3 separate regions of the Homo sapiens genome follow, and all the other regions are linked to region 3. A link is a contact called in ENCODE Hi-C or POLR2A ChIA-PET data. All regions are on one chromosome and are shown on one strand. Each heading gives the region's core, a stretch centred on a gene start or an enhancer-like site at or near the end of the contact. The rest is flanking DNA. Distances are from core to core; before and after follow the strand shown. Region 1 has its middle 52 kb from the start of LINC01358. Region 2 holds the start of HSD52 (a long non-coding RNA gene). Region 3 overlaps LINC01358 (long intergenic non-protein coding RNA 1358).

Region 1 (2,846 bases), core at 29-2,528, 78 kb after region 3:
GTCCTCTGGGATTCTTTTCCATGCATGTGTCTTTTTCTCTTTTTTCTTGGAGGAGAACCACAGCTTTATTAATAACACTTTAAAAATTTTTATACACATACAAATGTATAATTCAAATATGACAAATATAAAAATTAGTTAATTCTAGGTGGTGGAACAAATGGTAATTTGTCAAGTTGTCTGTGCTTTGTTTTTAATATTTTTGAAACTACATGTTTACTGTAAAATAAAGCCAACTATTATATTCATTTAGAAAACAATATTCCTCTTCCTCATTCTCTCACCTGATTATCACTTTTGTTTGTTTGTTTGTTGTTTGCTTTAATTTTTTAATTTTTTTATCTTTTAAGTTCTGGGGTATAAGTGCAGGATGTGCAGGTTTGTTGCATAAGTAAATGTGTATCACAGTGGTTTGTGGTACCTATCAACCCTTCACCTAGGTGTTAACCCTAGCATGCATTAGCTCTTTTCTCTAATGCTTTCCCCACTCCCCTCCCCCAACAGGCCCCAGTGTGTGTTGTTCCCCTCCCTGTGTCCATGTGTTCTCATTGTTCAGCTCCCACTTATGAGTGAGAACATGTGGTGTTTGGTTTTCTGTTCCTGTGTTAGTTTGCTGAGGATAATGGCTTCCAGCTTCATCCATGTCCCTGCAAAGGACATAATCTCATTCCTTTTTATGGCTGCATAGTATTCCATGGTGTATATGTACCATATTTTCTTTATCTAGTCTATCATTGATGGGCATTTGGGCTGACTTTTTTCTACAGCAGCCACTGAGCTAGCTCAGAATGGGGCAGCCCCTTTAGCAACCCAGGATGCCCAGTGCCAATCTCAGTGCCTGGCATGGAATAGACTGTCAGTAAATAGTTGCTGACTTGAACTAAACTGAATGGAATTGCTCCAAATATTCACCAGGAATAAATTATTTTAAAGTACAATTTTGACATTGTTTTTAAAAACGATCTTAGAGCTAAATACATAACTAAAAAAAAAAATACATGCTGAAAAACACATCCACACAAACAAACATGTATGCAAACAAACATTTGCCAAACACAACTCTAGGAGGCTTTTGCAGACTTGTCTGCCATTTAAGGCCTGTAATTTCCCTCTTGGCTGACACTGGCTTTGGCCTGGGCCATGTTTCACAGACTCCTGGCAGGCAGCCTCGTTGGGCTTTGCTTAGCTTTTTTTTTTTTTTTTTTTTCTTTCATCAGACTTGAAACTGAAGCGACAGGACTTTCTGAAACCTTCTGTCAGCTGTAGCTGCCACGCTTCATGTAACCTCCTTACCCCTCCCAGGTTCTGTGGCTTTATAAATGTGTCTAGAGGTCCAGGAACAAGGTAGTAAACAGTGGATTCCTTCTAGAAGGAATAAAGAGGGTTCAGGAGGCACCACCCAGTCTGGGGACTGCCTGTGAACCAGGCCAGGCCCCTACTCCCCCAGAGCAGATTAGATCTGATGGTCTGGACTGCTGGCCAACTTTCAGCATGAAAAAGGTAGAGATACTGGAGAGGAAGTAAAGGAACATGAAAACAAAACCAAATGAACTCTGTTGTGCTGCTGACATGGGTAAAACTTGTATGAACCTAACTGCTGGAGGAAAGTGGGGGCAGCTGGTTTATTCTACGGAGTTCTAGTGTGAGATGCAGCTCATGTTTCTATGCCAATTTCTAATGAGCAAGCTACCCCACTTCTCTGAGCCTCATTTCCTTATCCATGAACTGGATAATATCTACCTTGCAGGGCCAATGTGAGGTTGAATGAATTCATGTTTGTAAGGAGATAAGCGCTTCATAGAAGGTTAATAAATAATAGTTTTTTTTATGGTAAAAGAGCCCCCAATCACAAAACTAGAAGACCCCATTAGAGGGATCCAGTTCCCACTCCTCCCTACACCACTTAAAGTGTAGCCTTCTCCATAGTTGCCTCTCCCAGCCCACGCTCATAGGCTCCCCCAGGGAGCCTGCTGCATCCTGGGGAAATTCTCGCTACTAGAAAGTTTTTCCTTGGGCTGAATCAAAATTGATGTCTCTGCAGCTTTCACCTATTGGGCCTTCCCCCTCAAGAACACTGAAAACAAGTCTATACCCTCCACCTCTCTGCAGTCTTCAGCATAGAGGACAGCTCTCAAGCCCTCTTTGAGGTGTCAACAGAAGTCTTGAGGCTTTAGTTAGGTATATACACATACAATATACATATATACTATATATATACACACATATATATACATATATATGTATGTATATTGTATGTGTATATGTGTATGTATATATCTATATATGTATGTGTATATGTATCCCATACATACGAAGAAAGAGAGAGTGTAAGGTATATTTATATACACTCATATGTAAGTATGTAGAGGCAACTACAAGGGCCTCTGTAGGCAAATACATGTGTACCTATCCAGGACTTGCGAGGTCCAGGAGGGCTTCTTAGAGGAGGTAATGTTTAACCTGAGTAGGCAGTGTAAAGTGCATGTGCAGTCCCACAGCTAATAGTGAGGAACCCAGCCTCAGGAGCATGCCCCTCTGCTGTAGCAGTGGGTGACAGTTGGCATCAACAAAGTGTGTGAAGCTAGATATCATTATTGTCCATTTGTAATTGTTTGTTATTATCCAAATTAACCTTTCTAGGCCCAGTTTCCTCAGTAGCCTTGGCCCATTCTTCTGACAGCATGTTTCTTGATTTGCCTCTGTAATAAACAGGGAGACCTGGGTTTGAGTCAGGCTCTGTCACTCACAAGCTGGGCAGCCACTCCTCTGGGCCTTGGTTTCCACATTGCGAGATGAGAACCTACTGCCCAGGTTGCTGGTGGATTGAATGAGGCATCTTTGGAAGG
Region 2 (2,945 bases), core at 428-2,927, 100 kb before region 3:
CTTTGCAAGCCCCAAATCTGAGAGGTTGGGGCCCACCAACTTATGAAAATAGTATCATTCTCAAAACAAGCTCCAGCTGTGAGCCAGGGGATGGTTAACGGCTGTTTTTGAGGCAGATTTTGTAGATGGACGAGGCAAGAATCATTAGGGCAAAACAGTAAATCAAATTGGAGGGTAAAAGTCAATCCTTTAACAATGGCTGGGCCAGACCTCTAACATCTTCCTGCCCGCCCTTTTACCTCTCTGGCCTCATCTCCTACTCAGCTTCTTCCCCATCCCTGCCCCTACTCCAGTTACAATGGCCCGTTTGATGAGCCTCAAACACATCAGGCATGCTCCTGACTCGGGACCTTCGCGCTGGCTGTTCCCCCTGTTGGAAACGCTCTTCCCCTAGCTATCCTATGGCTTAATATCTTAACTCACCTCATCAATAAGGCCTACCTGCCCATCTTATTTAGAATTGCAACTCCAATTGCACTCCTTTACCCTACTCTTGTTTTTCTTTTTGTAACTGTTACTACCTTCTAACATATTCATTGATTTACCTTTTATTGTGTTTACTGTTAATCTCCCTATTAGGAAGTATGTTCTCCAAAGACAGGGATCTCGGTTTTATTTCCTTCATTATCCCCCATACCAAGTCAGTGCCTGGCATAGAGCACCTGCTGAATTAACTTTGTTTTTTGAATGAACGAAAGCGTCAATGGTGATGCTCAGGGCAGGTTTGGTCAGTGGACAGGCATCCTCTGTGTACCCTCTCCTCTCCGGAAGAAAAGGACTCTTTTTTCCTCTCCTGCAGTTGGATTTAACTAACCTCGCTTCCCGTTCAGCGTTTACTACTCAGGGTTCTGCCCTGTTCTGGATCCCACACATAGGCTCCCAAGAGAGTAAAAGAAGCAGTGAATGCAGAGGAAAACGCCCTGGATTGGAAGCTGGGATTCCTAGGTGCCCTCCTGGCTTAGCAGCAACGCACTTGTTTCCCCAGCTGTCAAGGGTTCCAGGCTCAGTGGGAGGCTGAACAAGGTGCTGACCGAGTTCAGAAGAAAAATGAGGGGAAAATCGTTACCTAAAGGGCAGTGGCTCTCCAGGGATGGTCCTTTGACCAGAGGAATCAGCATCACCACCCTAAACCCACAGAATCAGAAACCGTGGAGGGAGCCAGCAACGTGTTTGAATACAGCCTCTGGGTGATGCTGATGCACTCAAGTTTGAGAACTGCTACTCTGGGGGAAAGAAGGACTTTGTTGGAGCCTTGGAGGCAGGGACGGACTTCATAGGTCAGGCGAGAGGACAGGTCCCCGCGAGGGCGGACTAGCACTGGGTTGGTTCCCTGCATCCAAGGCCGCGCAGGGTGGTCCCAGCCCCAGTCTGACCTGGGAAGTTGGAAAGGCCAGGGCTCCTACGTGCTCACACCTCCACCCCAGGAAAGTCCCGGCGGCGAGGCCGTGACCCTCCGCCGGAACGCCCGCCTCCCTGCAGCCTCAGCCCCGCCCGGGAAAAACCGCTGCGACCCGGGGCAGGTCCGTTCCCGCTGCTCGCAGCCGGCGGTCCCTGGCCCGGCGGTCCCTGGCCTAGCGCCCCCGCGCCGCGCTGGTGGGGAGCGCGGCCCCTCCGCCCCGTGGCAAGTTCCCTTCTCAACTGCCCTGCGCCTCCGCTGGCCCGCGTGAAACCCTCTCTGCTGCCTCGACTGACTGTCGTTTCCGTGTCTTGATTGTGGCCTCTGCCTCTCCCCCTTCCGATTTCGTTCGACTTCTTTCTACAGTTACTAAGCGCCCACTGTGTGCCCTGGAAGGGACTAGACTCAGCAGGTAACGGGAAACGAAGGCACCTGCCGCTCTGAAGTTTCTCCGCATCTCCCTCCATCCTCTGTTCCATCCCCATTCTCAGCATTTGTCCCCTCCCTCCTCTTCTTTTTTTTTTTTTTTTTAATTTAATCTAAAGGAACCTTGCTTCTGGAAGACCTCACAGTAGAATTAAAAAGCCTACTTTTATCTGACTTCTAGAGAGTTGCAATTAAAATGTACATCTTACCTTGACTCATGCCAACAAGTTAAGCTGTTATCAGCTATTAACACCTCAACCAGAATTAGTTTATTAACCTAAAGCAGACAGCTTTATCCTATGGAGGTCGCCTACTTGAGATAAACTATTATTCACATACTTTCACTTTTGTGCCACTCACTCATTCAAAGAAAAATATTCAGTCGTTCAACTATTTATTGAGCACCTAGTATGTGCCAGCATTGTTCATGACTAGCACTGGTCGATGGCAATAATATTAACTACATACGACATTTTAAATTTTCTAGCAGCCACATTAAAGAAAGTGAAAAGACATAGGTAAAAGTAATTTTAATAATTTAACCCAATATGCCCTAAATATTATTTCAATATGTGATCAATATAAAAATTATCAATAAAATATTTTACATTTACTTTTTTTTTAATGCTGTGTCTTTGAAACTTTGTGTGTATGTTACACTTCCAGCACATCTCAGTTCCTGCTAGGAACATTTCAAATGCTTAATAGCCACATTGGCTAGTGGCCACTGTGCTAATCACTGCAATTCTAGACACTTGGAGAACAGCTATGGAAAGACAAAGGTAGAAAGTCAGTAAACTCATGAACAAATAAAATAATCATAAGTAGTGTTCAATGCTAGGAAGAAATTAAAACAAAGTAATGACATAGAATGATGGACATTACCTCATTTAACCTTTTCAATTCCCCCCTCAAGTTGAATAATAGTATATAACAATGTTATAGGCCGGGTGTGGTGGCTCACGCCTGTAATCTCAGCACTTTGGGAGGCCGAGATGGGCGGATCACGAGGTCAGGAGATCAAGACCATCCTGGCTAACACGGTGAAACTCCGTCTCTACTAAAAATACAAAAAATTAGCCAGGCGTGGTGGCGGGCACCTGTAGTCCCAGCTACTCAGGAG
Region 3 (3,110 bases), core at 499-2,998:
TGGGGAGGCCTCAGGAAACTTACAATCATGGTGGAAGGTGAAGGGGGAGCAGGCACAACACATAGCCAGAACAGGAGCAAGAGAGGGAGTGGGGAGCATGCCACACACTTTTAAATGACATCTCTCACAAGATGCGAAAACTCACTATCATGAGGACAGAACTAAGGGTATGGTACTAAATCATTTATGATAAATCCACCCCCATGATCCAGTCACCTCCAACCAGGCCCCACCTCCAACATAGGGGATACATTTCAACGTGAAATTTGGGTAGGGACACACATCCACACTATATCACGGTCCATGCAGAATACCTTTCATTTGCCCCTCTAGATCCATACATTACCTTTCCTCATCTGCTCTGTATTCAAGAGGTTGATCTATGGGGATTGAATTGGTGGGTTCTTGAACCTTCTGTTTCTAGTTGGGTTTGGCCAACAGGGAGCCACAGGAGACCAGAGGGAGGGAAAAGAGGAAGGGAGAGAGTATGATATTCCTTTGATACACTGTTTGCAACGTCACTGAACTGGCCATGTTCCTCACTGCTCCTCCTGAGGAAAGCAACTCTGCAGGACAGTTCAGCAGCTATTAAGAGTTGTGAGAACAGTTCAGGAGCTATTAAGTGCCTACTCTCTCTTTTGTGATTCTTCTATATCTGCACCTTTGCATATAATCCCTCCTTGAAATCTGCTATTTCCTGGGAGCTGTCAGACTGTTGGGACCCTGATTGGTACACAGTGTGACCCAGCACAAACCTCAGGGAGCTCTCTGAAGGCACATCTGCTATAGATCCTGTTACATTACCTGCTGCTGGTTTGCTTCCCTGACTTCCCCACCAGACTGTTTCATCTCACCTTGTCTTGTAGATATGCAAGAGGCCTACCCACATTTAGTGAGCAGCTGTTATGTGCTGGGCCGTGGCCTAAGCACCGAAGATTCAGAGATTGATAAATGATAATTCCTGACCTTGCAGATCCCTGACTCTAGTACAGGAGCTGAGACTTGAGCCCCATTTAACACTGTGGCTCTCAAATCCCAGATCCACCACTGACTAGCTGTGTGATCTGGGCAAGTCATCTCTCTGAGCCTCAGTTTCCTCATCTGTAAATGGAAATCAGGGCAGCTACCTCGGAGGATGATTGTGAGGATTAAAGTAGTTAGCATAGTGCCTGGCATACACTAGGTACTCAATAAGTGCCCATTATTATTTTTATCGTAGCAGGTGCTTAGTGTATATTAAATGAATAACTGAATGTATTATCTCATTTGGTCTCCATAGCAACCTGTTCTCTACCCTTCCCCACTATATACAATCCAAGTAGACGTGGAAGGAATTTCTTTCCCCATTTCACAGATGAGGAAATTGGGAATGAATGAATGAATATCTAACCCACCAGCCTGCTCTGCCTCCCACCTTTTCCCAGAGGCCACAGTGAGGCTGTTTGTCCAGGGAACTGTGAGCCCTGGGCCCTAGAGGAGTCATCCTGGCTTTCTGTCTTGACTTTCTGGCTCCAGAGGACTTGTGCCAGTAGCTCACCACAATTTGCTCTGTGCCTAACACAGGCTGGGGTTCAGGTGCTCCTGAAGTTTGTAAACACTGGGGTCTGCCAGGCGCTTCCCCCAAAGCCCCAGCTTCCCAGAACCGGTGGCCCCAGTTCCTGTTCAGCTGCTGCTCTTTCTGTAACTCCTTTGCAAGTACCACTGCCCCTTCTGGTAAGTGCAGGGGCCAGGAGGCAGATTCTACTTTCACATTCACTACCACACCCACAGGAGGGAGATTTCTTAAAGTGGAGGGGAACTTTTCTTTTGCTGTAGGCCCAACCTCAAGCCTCCTCCTTAACACCTCAGTTTTTTCAGGGGATACTTAGTTTCCCACTGAAGCTCAGGAAGGGTAAGTCCCCACAACATCAAAACTTGAATCTGCTCCAGAAACATGGGAGTCCCTGATCCCTGCAGAGACCCTGCCCTCCGCTTGGCACGTTTGATGTATATCCTCGTGTACTCCCTCCAATGCCCCTGCACGGTGGGCATAGCTTCTGAATGGCAGTAGCAGGACTGAGGCTCAGGGCAATGGAATGCCTAGTATTGGAATGTTCGAATAAGAAAAACTACACCTTCAAACTTTAGAAGCAGAGTTGGAAATCACTGCAAAACAAAAGTCCCTAAACAGAATGAGTCTTTGCTGTTTCTGTACCATATGCACAGCCCTGCTACTTTGCTTTCTATGAACTGCATGTCTATTTGTGTCCATATCTGTCTCCCCTAGTTGACTATACCTCCTCAAGGATGGAGAAGATGACTCACCCATATTCCTCTCCCCATCCCAGCACATGGCCTGAGGCAAGAAGGGATGGTTGACCTCAGAAGCTGAAAGCAGACCATCGTGCCTGGTGGTAGGGGGTCAGCATAGGAGAGATGCAGGGCCAGGTCACACAGGGTCCTGTAGGTCATGGTGAGGGATCAGGATTTAATTATAGGTGCAAATGGAAGCCACTGAAGGCTCTTGAGGAGGGCCCTTCCTTCCATGTTGTAGAAAGATAATTCTGGCTCTAGGATGAAGAATAGATTGGAAGGTGACAGAGGAGGAAGCAGGAAGCCCAGTTAGGAGCTATCACAACAGAACAGACAAGAGCCAGGGACGTTTTTTCAGGACTATGGTTCCCAGGCTTCAGCGGGCATCAGGATCACCTGCAGGGCTTGTTAAAGCACAGCTCACTGGCCCCAACCTCAGAGTTTCTGATTCAGTAGGTCTGGGGTGAGGTCTGAGTGTTGAGTTTCTATGAAGGTGAGATGCTGCAGTCCCCAAGAACCACTGCTTGAGAAAAGGAGAGGAAGAAAGCGATAATGTGTGGTCTTGTTCTCAAAGAGCTTTCATCTCTGTGAGCACTACATGAACAGTGCAATTCTAGAGAGCCAGATGGATGTCGATTGTGGGATCCCACGGAAGAACATCTCCCCAGCATGGGTGTGGAGGAGAGGGTCAGAGGAAGTGTATTAGTTCATTCTCACATTGCTATAAAGAAATACTTGAGACTGGGTAATTTATAAAGAAAATGGGTTTAATTGGCTCACCGTTCTGCAGGCTATACAGGAAGCATGGCTGGGGAGGC

Evidence for each region. Hi-C counts contacts between places; a loop is a spot of excess contacts on that map. ChIA-PET counts read pairs that join two places held with the same protein, here RNA polymerase II (POLR2A). Pooled maps may share reads with other maps.
Region 1: a map of naive thymus-derived CD4-positive, alpha-beta T cell shows a loop between it and region 3 (4-fold over the local background). The contact joins two enhancer-like sites. A Hi-C loop is called at or near these places in 4 of 168 maps with a recorded cell type or tissue (OCI-LY7, Right ventricle myocardium superior, naive thymus-derived CD4-positive, alpha-beta T cell and 1 more), 7 of 37 single-sample maps with no recorded cell type and 11 of 50 pooled maps. POLR2A ChIA-PET finds 5 or more read pairs at or near these places in 4 of 52 experiments (activated B cell, activated naive CD4-positive, alpha-beta T cell, common myeloid progenitor, CD34-positive and 1 more).
Region 2: a loop to region 3 is called in a map of naive thymus-derived CD4-positive, alpha-beta T cell, with 2.6 times the contacts of the local background. The contact joins the promoter of HSD52 here to the enhancer-like site in region 3. A Hi-C loop is called at or near these places in 7 of 168 maps with a recorded cell type or tissue (PC-9, Right ventricle myocardium inferior, heart left ventricle and 4 more), 2 of 37 single-sample maps with no recorded cell type and 16 of 50 pooled maps. POLR2A ChIA-PET finds 5 or more read pairs at or near these places in 4 of 52 experiments (B cell, WTC11, activated CD8-positive, alpha-beta memory T cell and 1 more).

Annotation. Positions count from the first base shown.
Region 1 is chr1:58,967,168-58,970,013 of GRCh38, reverse strand. No RefSeq gene overlaps it. Among named protein-coding and RNA genes, the nearest start is that of LINC01358, 52 kb to the left of the region's middle. RefSeq lists an enhancer at 1,273-1,432. Within about 2 kb of position 1,278, at least 26 of the 41 ENCODE cell types and tissues checked have a DNase peak (open chromatin) inside an H3K27ac peak, as active enhancers do.
Region 2 is chr1:59,145,539-59,148,483 of GRCh38, reverse strand. It overlaps HSD52 (a long non-coding RNA gene), which reads left to right and starts at 1,677. Exons shown (of 3, transcript NR_027120.1): 1 at 1,677-1,808. RefSeq lists a silencer at 1,519-1,668 and an enhancer at 1,789-1,848.
Region 3 is chr1:59,045,494-59,048,603 of GRCh38, reverse strand. All of the region lies in intron 2 of LINC01358 (long intergenic non-protein coding RNA 1358), which reads right to left. Among named protein-coding and RNA genes, the nearest start is that of LINC01358, 27 kb to the right of the region's middle. RefSeq lists enhancers at 1,975-2,044, 2,900-2,949. Within about 2 kb of position 1,748, at least 6 of the 41 ENCODE cell types and tissues checked have a DNase peak (open chromatin) inside an H3K27ac peak, as active enhancers do; they include B cell, where a contact is called at or near this core.